2 separate regions of the Homo sapiens genome follow, and region 2 is linked to region 1. Evidence: chromatin contacts called from ENCODE Hi-C or POLR2A ChIA-PET data. All regions are on one chromosome and are shown on one strand. Each heading gives the region's core, a stretch centred on a gene start or an enhancer-like site at or near the end of the contact. The rest is flanking DNA. Distances are from core to core; before and after follow the strand shown.

Region 1 (6,962 bases), core at 774-3,273:
TCCTATGAAATTTCAGAATTGCAACCATGCACACAAAAATCCTAAAACCTTCATTTCCAAAGAAAAGAGATCTTGATTAATAAAAAACTTTTCATCAGTAACATGAACCACTGGAAAACAATAGAGATAAGCTTTCCAAACATTTAGAGAAAATTATTTTGAATTTAAAATTTCATATCCAGGCAAAGCATAGTGGCTCATCCCCACAATCCCGGCACTTTAGAAGGTGTAGGCAGAAGGAGATCAGGAGCTCAACACCAGCCTGGGCAACATAGTGAGACCCCGTATCTACAAAAATATTTTAGAAAGTAGCCAAGTGTGGTGGCACAAGCCTGTAGTTCCAGCTACTTGGGAGGCTGAGGCAGGAGGATCGCTTGAGCCCAGGAGGTTAAGGCTGCAATGAATCATGATCACACCACTGCACTCCAGCCTGGGCAACAGAGCAAGACCTTACCTCTAAAAAACAAGAAAATTACCTTTGACCAGGCCAAGAAAATTACCTGTGGCTCATGCCTGTAATCCCATCACTTTAGGAAGCTGAGGCTGGAGGATCCCTTGAGCCTAGGAGTTTGGGACCAGCCTGGGCAACACAGGGAAACCTCATCTCCACCAAAATTTTTTTTTAAATTAGCTGGCCATAGTGGTTCACACCTGTGGTCCCAGCTACTCGTGACACTGAGGTGTGAGAATTGCTTGAGCCAGGGAGGTCAAGGCTGCAGTGAGCCACGATCATGCCACTGTACTTCAGCCTGGGCAACACAGCGAGACCTTGTCTCTAAATCGATAAATGAAATAAAATGAAATAAAATAAAATAAAATAAGATAGGGAAATTTCACATCCATCTGAATAACTAAATAAAAAGGTATAAGTATTTTGAGATATGCAAAAATTCAGTAAGTTTATAGCCATACGATCTGTATGAAAAGGTTATTCTAGGACATGCTTCAGTAAAACAAGCAAAAATGCAGTTAAAGGATGAAATGAGAGTGAAGAAAACGTTGCTGTTGAATGAGATCTAGCAGAAATAAAGAAAATGAAAAAAAATTAAAAAGAGACTCACTCAGCCTTAGAATTTTGGAAATATTTTGTGAGGGCACATGGAATTCACATTCTTTGTCCAAGTGAGAGACAATATTGCCTGATGGTTAGGACATGGGGTCTGGAGGCAGACTACCTGGAGTTAACCACTATCCATAGTTTGATTTGTAAACTTTGCAACCTTTGTAGTAGGTTCATACACAGGCACGCCCATATGAAGACACATACCAGCACGTAATCATCTGTAAACCTGGGAATCAACTTGCTGAAGCCAACTCCATTTTTACCCGAGTACCCCACAATTGCCGATACCAGTTTCTGATCTTCCCATACACCTTAACAACTTTCCACTTCTCCACTTCTTCCATTATCCTTCATTAGGTGAAAGAAAGCCATTTACTTACTCCTAGGCATACCTGAATGTTCTCTCCTATCTAAGACATTGTCATACAATGCCAGCTCCTGTCTCCCCTCCAGCCAATAAAACTAACAAAAGGGGATACGCTCTTTTAACCTCTTGGAGTTTTGTTTCTTTAAGGCAAAGATGTGATTTGCTAAAAAGACTGTTGCAAAATGATTTCCATAGCTTCCCTAATGTGTTTTTTCCAGGTACAGAATGCTACAGAGAAAAAAATTAAATACTGCATAAATACATTATCACATTAACTAGATATTGGTGCTATTACTTGTGTTCTGAGTTATACCCTTCTCCCATGCCCATATCATATCCCTTTTCTTCCACTTTCCTTCCTGAATAATTCTGACTAGATTTCAAGCACCAGATCAAAGAAAGACCAAAGAAGGCTAAAACCACATGCATTCTGCTAGCAAACTCTACTCAGCAAGAGAGACCCTGCCCAGTAAGAACGTGAAATGAACACCTTCACTTACTTGGATGACTGCTAGCCTTTCCTTTTTTCTTTAGTCCAAATCCAGACATTTCATCAGGGAAGTGTGTGGCAAATAGACGGCACTCTCGAAAGTGAAAGTAAAGCTTGAAAAAAAATGCTTTTATGTTTGGTGCATTCCAAGAAGGGCAAAGGGAGAAAACAAAAACAATCTCTGACAACCTCAGAGAGGCGTTTCAAACCGCCTCTGAAAAACACCTAGTTTTTATTTTATTTTAACTTTTTTTAAGCTGAGATCCTTGGATTTCATTGAAAGGGTCACAGATTTAGCAACAGCTAAAGTTGAAAGTGGGGACCTCACCATTTGATGTGGGCGGGTCTGGACCTCTGCAAGTTAAGGAATAACAGTGAATCCCTCAATTTTCTGCTAGACTCATGCGAAGCTGTCAGAATTGAGTAGTGTATGGTCACAGGGACAGAAAAAAAAATCCCTAATCAAAGCTGAAGTACTTTCCCTTCTTTCGTCTGGCTTTTATCTCTTTGCAACACTGTAAAATAACACCGGCAGAAATTAACCTCTTGATCCAGGAAGAAACTGAGTTTCACAGCAGAGAAAGAGCCAAACATGGCAAAGCTGAGAGCCAGTCCCACTCCTGCTGATCCACTTTTCCACGGTCAGACGCGTTAGGGAACAGATCAGTATGCCCAGAAAAGTTCAGATTAACTAAGAATTTCGTTCTTAATTTGCTTTAATGACTCCAACTAGTTAAGTAAATGTACTTGTTAAGAAATGAACTCACTTTTTTTCATTACAGATGTGCTATGATCTATTATAACTATATTGTTATATAGTGAAATATCACAATTGGAAGGAACTATAGACCACCTAATCTAACTCCCTTGTTTGAGAAATTAGGAAAACGAAACCTAGGGAGGTGAGTGGTTTGCCTAAGAACATGCCACAAGCCACCATATGCTTCAATCACACAAGTCATAAAACAACTGGACGGCTGGGACATGGCATTAGCTTGAACTCATTGCAGAGCTGATGGCAAGAAACAAGCGTGCATCATGGTGCAAAGTGCCCTCTTGTGGGCTCCAGCTTCAGCTAGACCGCTTTATAGTTACTGGGCTCAGGGCTACATGTCTCTGATTTTCATTTGTGACATCTGTAACATAACACCATAAGCAAACAGATGTCCTGAGTACGTGACTGTCCCTCACATCTATCCATTGGGATGTCCAGGAAAACTTCACTAATATTCAAAAGATTTCTTCTCTGTGAGCGCCTTGAAGGCAGGGTGAGGTTTATTCTTTGCATTATAGCTCCCCAGCAACCCTCTGAGGTAGACTGTTTCTTTGGCCTTCAATGAAAGAGACTCGTCCTCAGAATTCAAACCCTTGTGTGGCCTTCTCCCACGCTGACTCTAGGCTTGGCCATTTGACTAGCTTTGACCAGTGGGATATTAGCAAGCATGCAACAAGGTCTCATTGCCAAACACGATTACCCAGGCTTGAGAAGCAAGCAAATAAATGATTGTTGTTTTAAATTTAAAAAAATTGGAATGGTGTCATATGCATTATTAGCGAAATAAAACACATCATCTCAACAATCCTTCATACCTATCCCTTATGCCTTATGACTCCTTATACAGATTAAATTTCCCACGACTTTGGTTGACTAATGAATGGCTCTCGATAAATAAATTTTATTGATGGTCTCCTGATGCAGTAGTTTGGGCTTAATACCAGTTCATATTCAGATATTATTAGTCCTTAATTCTTGCTAGTTTCTAAATACAACACAGATTGTTTTCTCTCTACTGTACATTTCTTAACTATGTGCATTAACTTATTTAGCTATGATGGTGATTGGAGCAATAGTGAAAAACCTCATTTTTCCCCTTTTTAAAAGAATTAAGGCTGGGAGCAGTGGATCATGCCTGTAATCCCAACACTTTAGGAGATTGCTTGAGCCTAGGAGTTCAAGACCAACCTGGGCAACGTGGTAAAACTCCATCTCTACAAAAATTACAAAAATTAGCTGGGCATGTTGGTGCATGCCTATAGTCTCAGCTACTTGGGAGGCTGAGGTGGGAGGATCACTTGAGTCCAGGCAAATTCAAGTTTGCATTGAGTCATGAGTGCGCCACTGCACTCCAGCCTGGGTAACAGAGGGAGACCCTGTCTCAAAAAAAGAGAGAGAGAGAATTAAAAAAAAATGTATGCCCATAAATGTAAAATAACAAATTTAGTAAACACTGATATTTCACAGCATTACAGATCAGCCAATCTCAGAATAATGGGAAGCTGTATATTCCCAGCAAAACAGAGATCTACAGAATTCTAGAAGCCAAAGTCCCTTAAATTTATTCACATTCTAAAAACTCTAAGTTCCCTTCTTCCATTTGAGGGGCCTCTTTAATGAGAGTTTAGTAAGATAATATACACAAAATTTCTGGAAGAATCACTTGACAAAACACAGCAAGTTACAGAGACCGGAGTGACAAGCCAGATATAATTAGCAAATTACCACTCACATGCTGAACTACACAGACACTGTTCTTCTCTGCCCGTTCCTAATAACAATTCTTAATAAAACAGCCGTTTTTATTTTTTTTAATCTTTTTTTTCCTGAGACAGAGTCTTGCTCTGTCACCCAGGCTGTAATTCAGTGGCGCGATCTCAGCTCACTGCAAGCTCCGCCTACCGGGTTCAAGTAATTCTCCTGCCTCAGCCTCCAGAGTAGCTAGCTGGGACTACAGGCACGTGCCACGACGCCCGGCTAATTTTTTGTATTTTTGGTAGAGACGAGGTTTCACCGTGTTAGCCAGGATGGTCTCGATCTCCTTACCTCGTGATCCACCCACCTTGGCCTCCCAAAGTGCTGTGATTACAGGCGTGAGCCACTGCGCCCGGCCAATTACAACCATTTTACCTATAGACAAAGATAGTGTATAGTCTGTAGGCAGTCTAGTCAATTCATTATAAGATTTATAAGGGAAAGTTTATCATTTTCATTATCATCATTATCAGCACCTACAATACTGAGGCTTTACGGAACCATCTTTACAATCTCCCGAATGAATGAATTTAGACATGAGGATTGTGTCACCGCAGTTTCTAACCACAAATATAGAGAATTGAAATTGTGGGGCAAACAGAAGACTCTCCTCTCAATGCATGTATGTGAAAAGGCAGATTAGTACTGAACAATACAATAATTACACTCTGTGAGGGCCAAATATAGAGAGAACTAATTGCTCAGTAATACTTAACATTTGTGCCAGCAATGAATATCCAATTATGAGTGAGCTGTTGGGTATTTGAGGCAATATCATGCATAGGTTTAATTTAAACGGGCTCTTAGAGTCTCAGAAGTAAACCTTTATTCATGGTGTTAAAGTACATTAAAATGGAGACCAGGCCAGAAGAATCCATGAACATACCAAACCAGCAAGGGCTCATAAGCGACCTCGACCTTGCTTGATCTGCAAACATAAGTGACATACGCAAACATAATAACTTGAGCACTATATCTTGTAAATGCCTATATTAAAGAAAACGTAAACACAACCAATCAGAAGCAGCCAACAAACTTATATAACTAAGGACTTTCCAATGAGATAGACCAAATAAGGTAGCTGTATAACTGTAAACAGTCAAGCGCTGTCTTTGCTCTACTTCTGTCTCTGTCCTGAAAAAGCCTTCTCTTGTGTTCCCTTGGTGGAGCTCCCCAACCACTTCTGGTTCATGAATCATTGCTGGTTCAGAAGCACTGTAAAACTGTATTGTGCCTCAGTTTACTTTTTTATTTGTATAGATTTATGGGAGTACTAGTGCCATTTTGTTCCATGCGTAGATTGCATAGTGATGGAGTCAGGGTCTTTAGGGTATTCATCACCCAAATAACATATATTGTGCCATTAGTATCAGTTTACTTTTTAAGAATAGGAACAAGGAGATTGGACCAACCAATGTTCTCTGGGTTGGCAGGAAGCCAAAGTAAGGCTAGACCTTTTCATCATTCAAACTTCTCATGGGTATGTAATGCGATGAATATATTATGAACCTAAACAAATGGTTAAATTCCCTGAGAGCACCAGATAGACAGTCATTGTGAACTGCACTCAACTGGTCCCTTCACAGCCCCCATTCAGAAAGGACATGGTTCTGATCTGTATTGGCTGAAATTCTAGGAAGCATTTCTTTTCTTTCTGAATCCTTTCTCTAAAGTGAAGATACAGTTCCTCTTACCAGTGTCACTTCTATTTCTGCTCACTGAGCTTTCGCTAGTTTGAACTAGGCTCAACCAAAGACCCCAGCAACAACTTTAAGAGAGAAAATAACAAATGTCCCTCTCCCTACTCTCGCTCATGTCCACTGAGCAGTATTGAAGTTGAATTTCCCCTCTGAAAAAGAAACCAATGTTTGCCACAGAGAGCTTCTGGTTTAATCTAAACTTTTTTTTTTTTTTTTTTTTTTTTTTTGAGGTGGAGTCTCACTCTGTCTCTCAGGCTGGAGTGCACTGGCACGATCTCAGCTCACTGCAACCTCTGCCTTCCCGGTTCAAACAATTCCTGCCTCAGCCTCCTGAGTAGCTGGCACTACAGGTCCCTGCCACCACACCTGGCCAATTTTTGTATTTTTAGTAGAAACGGGGTTTCACCATGTTAGCCAAGGTGGTCTCGATCTCCTGATCTTGTGATCCACTCACCTCGGCCTCTCAAAGTGCTGGGATTACAGGCGTGAGCCACCGCGCCCAGCCTAACCTAAACTTTTATTTATTTATTGTATTTTTTGTAATTTTACAAGGTAGTTGAAAGTGATACTTTTTTTTTAATGTCATGAGATATGCACTGTTTTATTCCTTCATTTTAAGCCACTCTATCGAGGTATGATCGATATACAAAAAGCTGTGAATATTTAATATATATAACTTGATGAGCTTGAAGACAAGTATACTTCTGTGAAACCATCACCACAATCCATACCATAAACATATCCATCACTTCCAAAAGTTTCCCTTTATTCTATTCATTTATTATTATTTTTGTGATATATCACAACATGAA
Region 2 (7,535 bases), core at 3,972-6,471, 200 kb before region 1:
CGTTGGCTTCAATGGAATTGTGCTTATGAGTGATTGTCTTGGAGACAAGGAGTGCTTTGAGGGTAATTGAATCATTTCAAGGATCTTTACTGGCAAAAGCTGCTGCTTTTTAGGATCTCATCCAGGTCTGGAACGAGCCTTCTGCTTTTTCCTTTCCTAATTGCGTCTCTTTATCCAAACCCTGTGCTTATTTGAAACAAAGACTTCAGAGTGATCACTTTCTGACAGCATCTGATGGCTCGGGGGTGTGATAACACACATCCTCACCCCATTGAGAATAATTTGGAAACCCCACCGTGGAAACCCCACCTTTTGGTGGAAAGCAATCTTGCTACATTAAAATAGTACTTTTAAGAAGAATATTAACTGATGAATCAAATAAATGTTCTATATTTAATAATGCGGAGTGGGCGCAGTGGCTCATGCGTGTAATCCCAGCACTTTGGGAGGCTAAGGTAGGTAGATTGCTTGAGCTGAGGAGTTCAAGACCAGCCTGGGCAACATGGCAAGACCCTGTCTCTATAAAAAATACAAAAAAAAAAAAAAATACTAGCTGGGCATGGTTGTTTCCACCTGTAATCCCAGCTACTCGGGAGGCTGAGGTAGGAGGATCTCCTGAGCCTGGGAGTTTGAGGCTGCAGTGAGCTGTGATTTTACCACTGCAATCCAGCCTGGGCGACAGAGCAAGACCCAGTTTCTCTCTCACTCTCTCTCATGTGCACATGCGCACACACGTGTTCTGTGTGTGTGTGTGTGTGTGCATCATGCACTAATTTCCTTAGAATATATCCCCCTCCTAATTGGATTATTTAATTTTACAAGACAAATTGATTTTCAATATGCCACTAGATGGGAGGATGGGAGTGGGGTGAGCGTTGAAAAATTACCTGTTGGAGGCTGTGTTCACTACTTGGGTGATGGGTACACCAAAAGCCGGCACTTCACCGCCGCATAATATATGTATGTAAGAAATCTGCACTTACACCCCCTAAACATATAAACATTTAAAAATTTTTGGAAAACAATTTTGGAAAAAAACTCTGCACACGTTGAGTACAGATACAATTTTTTAAAAAATATTTCACGTCAAGGTTGTTTGAGTGCATGGATGTGGAACACATGGAACACATGCTGCTTCTAGTGTCAGTAAAAACTAGTTCATCTGCTTTTGCGAACGAGCAAGTGCTTGCTGTTGTATATTGACGTTGTATCGAGACTTCTTACTCATTTAATTAATTGGCTCAAATAATTTATGTGATGGTTAATTTTGGATTTTTCTAGGTACTCAATCACATCATCTGTGAAAAACGAGAGCTTATGTTCCTCCTAATCGTTTTCCTTTTATTTCCCTTCCTTACCGCACCAACGAGTACCTCCAGTCAAGAGTAAATGGAAATAATGGGAAGTATTCTTGTCCTATTCTCAATCCCTTGGGAAAGCTTTCAATATTCCGCTATTACGTATTATGTTTCTTGAAGATTTTTGGTTTGGATTTTTGTTTGCTTTTGTTTAAAATATCGTTTAATAGCTGATGAAAGTTCTCTTCCATTTCCAGTTTATTTAAAGTTTTGATCATTAATAGAATTTTAGCAAGCATTTTTCGGCACATATTAACATTTAAAATTATTTTTATTTTTTATTATGACAGATAGCATACCATGTGCCATGTAGCCATCTTGAGTGTACAGTTCTGTGGCACTAAGGGTATTTACATTGCTGTGCAACCATCAGCACCATCCACCTCCAGAACTTTTCAACTTCGCCAGCTGATGCTCTGTGCCCATTAAACACCAACCCTCAGCCCTTCCCCTGGCCCCTCGGCCCCTGGCAACCTCTGTTCTAATTTCCGTCTTGATGAAATTGACTACCCTAAGTACCTCCTATCAGTGAGATCCCACAGTATTTGTTCTTTTGTGACTGGCTTATTTCACTTAGCGTAATGTCCTCAAGGTTCATCCATGTCATAGCATGTGTCAGAATTTCCTTTCTTTTTAGGGTTGAGTAATATTCCTTTGTATGTATGTACCACACTTTATCCAGTCACCTGTTGATAAACACATGGGCTGCTTCCACCTTTGGGTTAGTGTGAATAATGCTGCTATGAGATGGGTGTACAAGTATATCTGTGTGAGTTCCTGCTTTCCCTTCTTTTTTTTCGGTATGTACCCCGAAGTCACACATCTATTGATTTTTGAATGTTAAATCAACTTTTCATTCCTGGAATAAACCCAACTTTGTCACAATATCACAATGTAATCATCCTTTAATTTTTTTAACAATCTACTGGGTTAAGTTGGATAATATTTTGTTTAGGACATTTGTACATATGTTCATAAGATAAAAGACCTGTGACTTTTTTTCCTCAGAATTTTCCTATCAGATTTTGGTGTCAAGATTACCCTGACCTTATAAAATGGGCTAGAAAGGGGTTATGTTGACCTCTCAAATATGTGTGTCTTCCATTTAATTAATTTCTGCGATTTCTTCTTTCTGCCTTCTAATTTCTTAGCACTTAAGTTGCTATTCTCTATCTTCTTGTCATCTTATATCATTAATTTTTCCCTTTTCTGTATTCTAATGTATACATGTAAATCTATACATTTGATCTCAACACTGATTCGGTTACATCTCAAAGTTTTGATATACTGTACTTTCATTATTGTACAATTCCTTTTCTAATTACCATTGTGATTTCATCTCTGATTCATCTTAATCTAAAAAGGTATAAATACTCAATTTTCAAACATTTGCAGATTTTCAATTCCCTTTTTATTATTATTCTAGCTCCCATTCACGGTGATTATAAATACTCAATTTTCAAACGTTTGCAGATTTTCAATTCCCTTTTTATTATTATTCTAGCTCCCATTCACGGTGATTGAATAACATGATCAGTATAATTTTAACCCCTTAAAATTTGTTGAGCCTTGTTTCAGAGGCTTGTGTGTGGTCAATATTTGTAAATGTTCCATGTGCATGTATAAAGGACCTAAATATGTACACTATCATTCCTTGATATCTATGAGGGATTGGCTGCCAGACCTCCTGCAGATACCAAAATCCATGAACGCTCAAGTCCCTGATAGAAAATGGCATAGTATTTACATATAACCTACTCACAGCCTCCTGTGTACTTTAAATCATCTCTAGATTACTTATAATACCTAGTACAATGTAAATACTATGCAAATTGTTGTTATACTGTGTTGTTTCGGGAATAATGACAAGAAAAAACTCTGCACATGTTGAGTGCAGATATAATTTTTTTTAAAAAATTTCACTTCAATGTTGTTTAAATCCATGGATGTGGAACCCCTGATTCAGGGTCAATTGTTTATGTAGTTATTGGGTCCAGTGTTCAAAATATATCAAATTATTTAGCGCTGACATATTTATCAATGAAATAACAATACAATTTCCAGATAATTATAACAAAGGAATATTATAACCTGAGCAGTAGTCTTGTCACAGAGAAAATTGAAATTATGAGCTGTGTAATTTAATATATTAAGTGGAATTTACTTTTAATATCTTCACCTAGGTTTGCCTTTTTTCACATAGGCCAGCAAAAAGAATTTACTATGCTTAAAATGCTAGCAATAGTATCAGAAATTAAATATAACATGTAGACATAAGCTATTTTTCTAAAGGAATGCTTCAGCTTTCATTTTAAATAAAGAATGGTCATGGAACTAAACAATACCTGTACTGATATATCCTACTTAATATTGGCTAAGTAATTTATAAACAAATTTAGCAGATGTGACATAGGGTGGAGAATTAACAGGGTAGTTAAATTATTGAAATGCATAAACTGTGTATGAATAGTTACATAACATTTTTCAGTACAAAATTCCTATTTTATGTGTGTGTGTATGTTCCATTGAACTGACTGCTTTATGAAAAACCAACTAATTAGTGAGGCAAATCAAGATTTCTTCTTTTTAATATTGCTTTTAAATATCATTTAAATGAATGATGTATGTAGGCATGGATGTAGATATGGTACACATATAGACACAGATTCCTACCAGTACAAACAATTTTTTCACCTCAATTCCTACCCTGCTTTGAAAACCTCTGGAGCCTCAGGCAGGAAGTTAATAAAAACATTTTATTTCCTTCCCGGCATAAATGGTGTGGGATTCTCCCACATGTGTGGAGATTGCAGTGTGATTTCCCTCTCCCAGCCCATAGTTAAGATAACACTCTACTTACCACCAGAAACTGAAGTAAATAAAATGAAATGTACCACTTGATATAAGAAAATCATCCTACAATGAGAAAAAGGTGCATGCTTTTAGAACATAAAATGTAAATTTATAATTAGTTTACTGACACTAAGACTTACAAGAAATAGGGAGAGAGGGGAGTAGTTAATTCAATAGCATTCACAGTGTTCTCATTATAATGTTGAATTTTCTTTCCCAATCCTGGAGCATTCCTTAGTGTGACTGTGTGTGGCATTCAACTCTTACAGCTCTGCAGAAGCCGGAACCCACAGGGAAGCAGCGCTCTCCCCTCCTCCCTCCTTCCCCGCCGGCCCCGCCGCTCTCTGTGTTCAGATCCTTCTCATGGCCACCATCTGACCGCTCTCCCCACCCCAATTTTTCATCTTTGTTTCCTTTCCCAATTTTTTTCCTTTCTTTCTTTCCTTGAGGCCTCTCCCTATATCTTTCAAAGAGCTATGAATGATTTCCTACTTAGAAAATTTTCTATTTAAAAAAGTCTGTGGCTGATACATTAATCGATTGTCTTGGTCACCTATAAATCTATTTATCTCCAGTAAGCATTAAACAGACTGCTCTAGGAAAAACGGAGTCATCAGTGAGACAAATCAAGACTTCTGATTTTTCAGTACTGCATTTGGATGTCTTTTTAACTCGTAAAACGCTTGTTACTGAGTAGACACTGTTACTCTTCTGTTGTTCCACATTTCCTCTCAGATTAGTTATGGATATTAGCGGAACATCTCTACAAAGCTAAATCAGACACATTTTAAAAATCAATCATTCTCTATTGTAAAGTGTTTTTAAATTCCTATGATTTAAAAAAAGCATTTCAAGGCGTATTTGCTTGAGAGGAATGTTAAATAGTAAGTTCTGAAACTGTACCTGAAAAGACCTTGTTGGCTTACTTGCTGCAATTCTTAATAAGGGTGCTTTTCTTCCTCCAAAATGGTCTTCATCCTCCTCTGAATGAGCTTGTGTAGGAAATGGTCACTTCACTTTAATATTTACTTGTACTAGTTCTCAATGTTATGTAACATTCTCTCTCAGTACAGCATATTTGTGAAAGTCGTTAAAATCTTAGTATGTCAGAAATATACCTTGAGAGAATTGCTTGCTTTCTCAATACACTGAATTTATTTTTTTAATTTTATTTCGTATTCAAACAAGTGACATACACAGGGACAGATGTAGAACTTGATTTTGCCTGTGTGCCTGCTAGCCAAAGCTGCATTTAACCACACTTTCACCTGTCAGCTGTTAACCATTAATTCTAGCTGACCTTGAATCTCAAAGTCTAAAAAGAAAACATGGAAAGTCTAATGGATTCATTGATTTGCAATATAATGGAGGGAGGAGACTTTGGCTGCTGGGGGAGAGCGGACGGATGGGAAGCAAAGTACAGACAGCTCCTAAGAGCCTGGCTCTTGCCCAGTCAGTTTCCCTTCAGGTGACGCTGCCTCTCAGAGGCCTAAGCAGATAGGATTCCTCCTAAGGCCAAGCTTTTTTTTTTTTTATTCTTACTTGTGAACACTAAAAGTCTATTTTTTAAAACAGAAAAATAAGCTATTTCAGCTTGCTTGCTTCTTACTTTCTTTCTTTTCTTTCTTTCTTCTTTCTTTCTTTCTTTTCTTTCTTTCTTTCTTTCTCTCTTTCTTTCTTTCTTTTGAGACAGAGTCTCTCGTCGCACAGGCTGGAGTGCAATGACGCGATCTCAGCTCACTGCAACCTCCGCCTTCCAGGTTCAAGTGATTGTCCTGCCTCCGCCTCCGGAGTAGCTGGGACTACAGGCCCGCGCCACCACGCCCAGCTTATTTTTTTTTCTTTTTTCTTTTCTTTTTTTGTATTTTTAGTAGAGACAGGGTTTCACCATGCTGGTCAGACTGGTCTCAAACTCCTGATCTCCAGTGATCCGCCAGCCTCAGCCTCCCAAAATGCTGGGATGACAGGCATGAGCCACCACGCCCGGCTTCTTTTAGCTTTCTTTAGGTCCTGGGACACAGACCCGAATGGAGAGCTAGGAAGTGACATGTCTAGCAGCTGCATGACTGTCAACGAAAGCACAGCACGTCACATCCCTGAAGGAAAGGGTGGTTTTGTCCTGGAGGGAGTCTTCCCACTGGACAGTGGGAAGTGGGACACTGGACAGTGGTAGGACCTGGCGTTTATAGGCAGGAAAGTTTGTGAAAAAATTCTGGGGTGTTTCACATAATTATATTTCCATGAAGGCCTTCCCTTTGGCCTTGAAGAAGGTCTGAAAGCCTATGGAGGGCATGTTCATCCATGCCAACTGCTACCCAGACCTACTCACTGGCTGACGAGTCATGTGACTTGAGCGGAACCAGCCTGTGCACAGTCCCCAGCCACCTGCAGGTCCTTGGCTTCCGTTTCCTCATTTAGAACACAAGGCACTAACTAGTGCTGAGGGTTTCTGTGCGGTCCCCTAAAAAACCTCACAACACGAACACAAAACAGTTTTCAATATGCCTGATTTGAATACATTTTGGAGAAAGATACGTTTATGGTTCAGAGAAGGCTCTCAATTTTTCATAGAAAAGCAAAATACGATCTTGTGTTTATACATGGAATCATAATTTAAAAAACATATTTGGAAGACCGGGGAGAAATGACAGGGAATTAAGAGAATGTGAACTGAGAACAGATCTTTTTGTAAAGTGCTGAAGAACTAGGGTGATGTTCTATCTGGAAGGCATTTACTCAGATATTTTTATTTGATCTATTGCCAGTGCATTTGACTTATCCTGGCATAAAGAGTTCCTAGCTGTTTTCTTGAGTTTCCCGTTTAAAGTACATTCCAGCTACCCAAAAAGTGCATATTTATGATGCATTGCCTTTTATGAGGCTCAAACATAGAATGGCAAATTCGTGCCAAGAATGGCTTTCATGGAAAATGGATACGTGAGATTATATGAGGTCCTTATATCCTTGTATTGTTTACTCCATGGAACCTCATCTCTCTTCTTAAGCCCCAATAAAAAGAAGATAAGGATAACTCTCCAACCCTATTGAGAGAAACAGAAAGGCTCTAAATAAGAGAAATGCTTCACTGGAAAACCAAATAATATTTTCCTAAGTTTGATTTAGCTAGTTAGTGAAATCTTTAAGGTCTTTGAAATAGTATCAGGATTCAAAAAAATTTTGTCTATTCAAATAAAAGTAGAATAATTTTTTTTCAGACAAGGTCTCACTCCTGTCGCCCAGACGAGAGTACAGTGGTGTGATCTCCACTCAACGCAGCCACCAGGTGATCCTCCCACCTCAGCCTCCTGAATAGCTAGGAATACA

Evidence for each region. A loop is a pair of places that touch in the nucleus more often than their neighbours do. ChIA-PET counts read pairs that join two places held with the same protein, here RNA polymerase II (POLR2A). Pooled maps may share reads with other maps.
Region 2: a pooled map shows a loop between it and region 1 (2.0-fold over the local background). The contact joins the promoter of F11 here to the promoter of TLR3 in region 1. A Hi-C loop is called at or near these places in 1 of 168 maps with a recorded cell type or tissue (K562) and 1 of 50 pooled maps. POLR2A ChIA-PET finds 5 or more read pairs at or near these places in 1 of 52 experiments (Panc1).

The regions. Positions count from the first base shown.
Region 1 is chr4:186,064,217-186,071,178 of GRCh38, reverse strand. TLR3 (toll like receptor 3) reads right to left here and starts at 2,023. Exons shown (of 5, transcript NM_003265.3): 1 at 1,931-2,023.
Region 2 is chr4:186,263,875-186,271,409 of GRCh38, reverse strand. F11 (coagulation factor XI) reads right to left here and starts at 5,221. Exons shown (of 15, transcript NM_000128.4): 1 at 5,115-5,221; 2 at 4,219-4,274. The coding sequence starts at 4,273. RefSeq lists an enhancer at 6,091-6,862.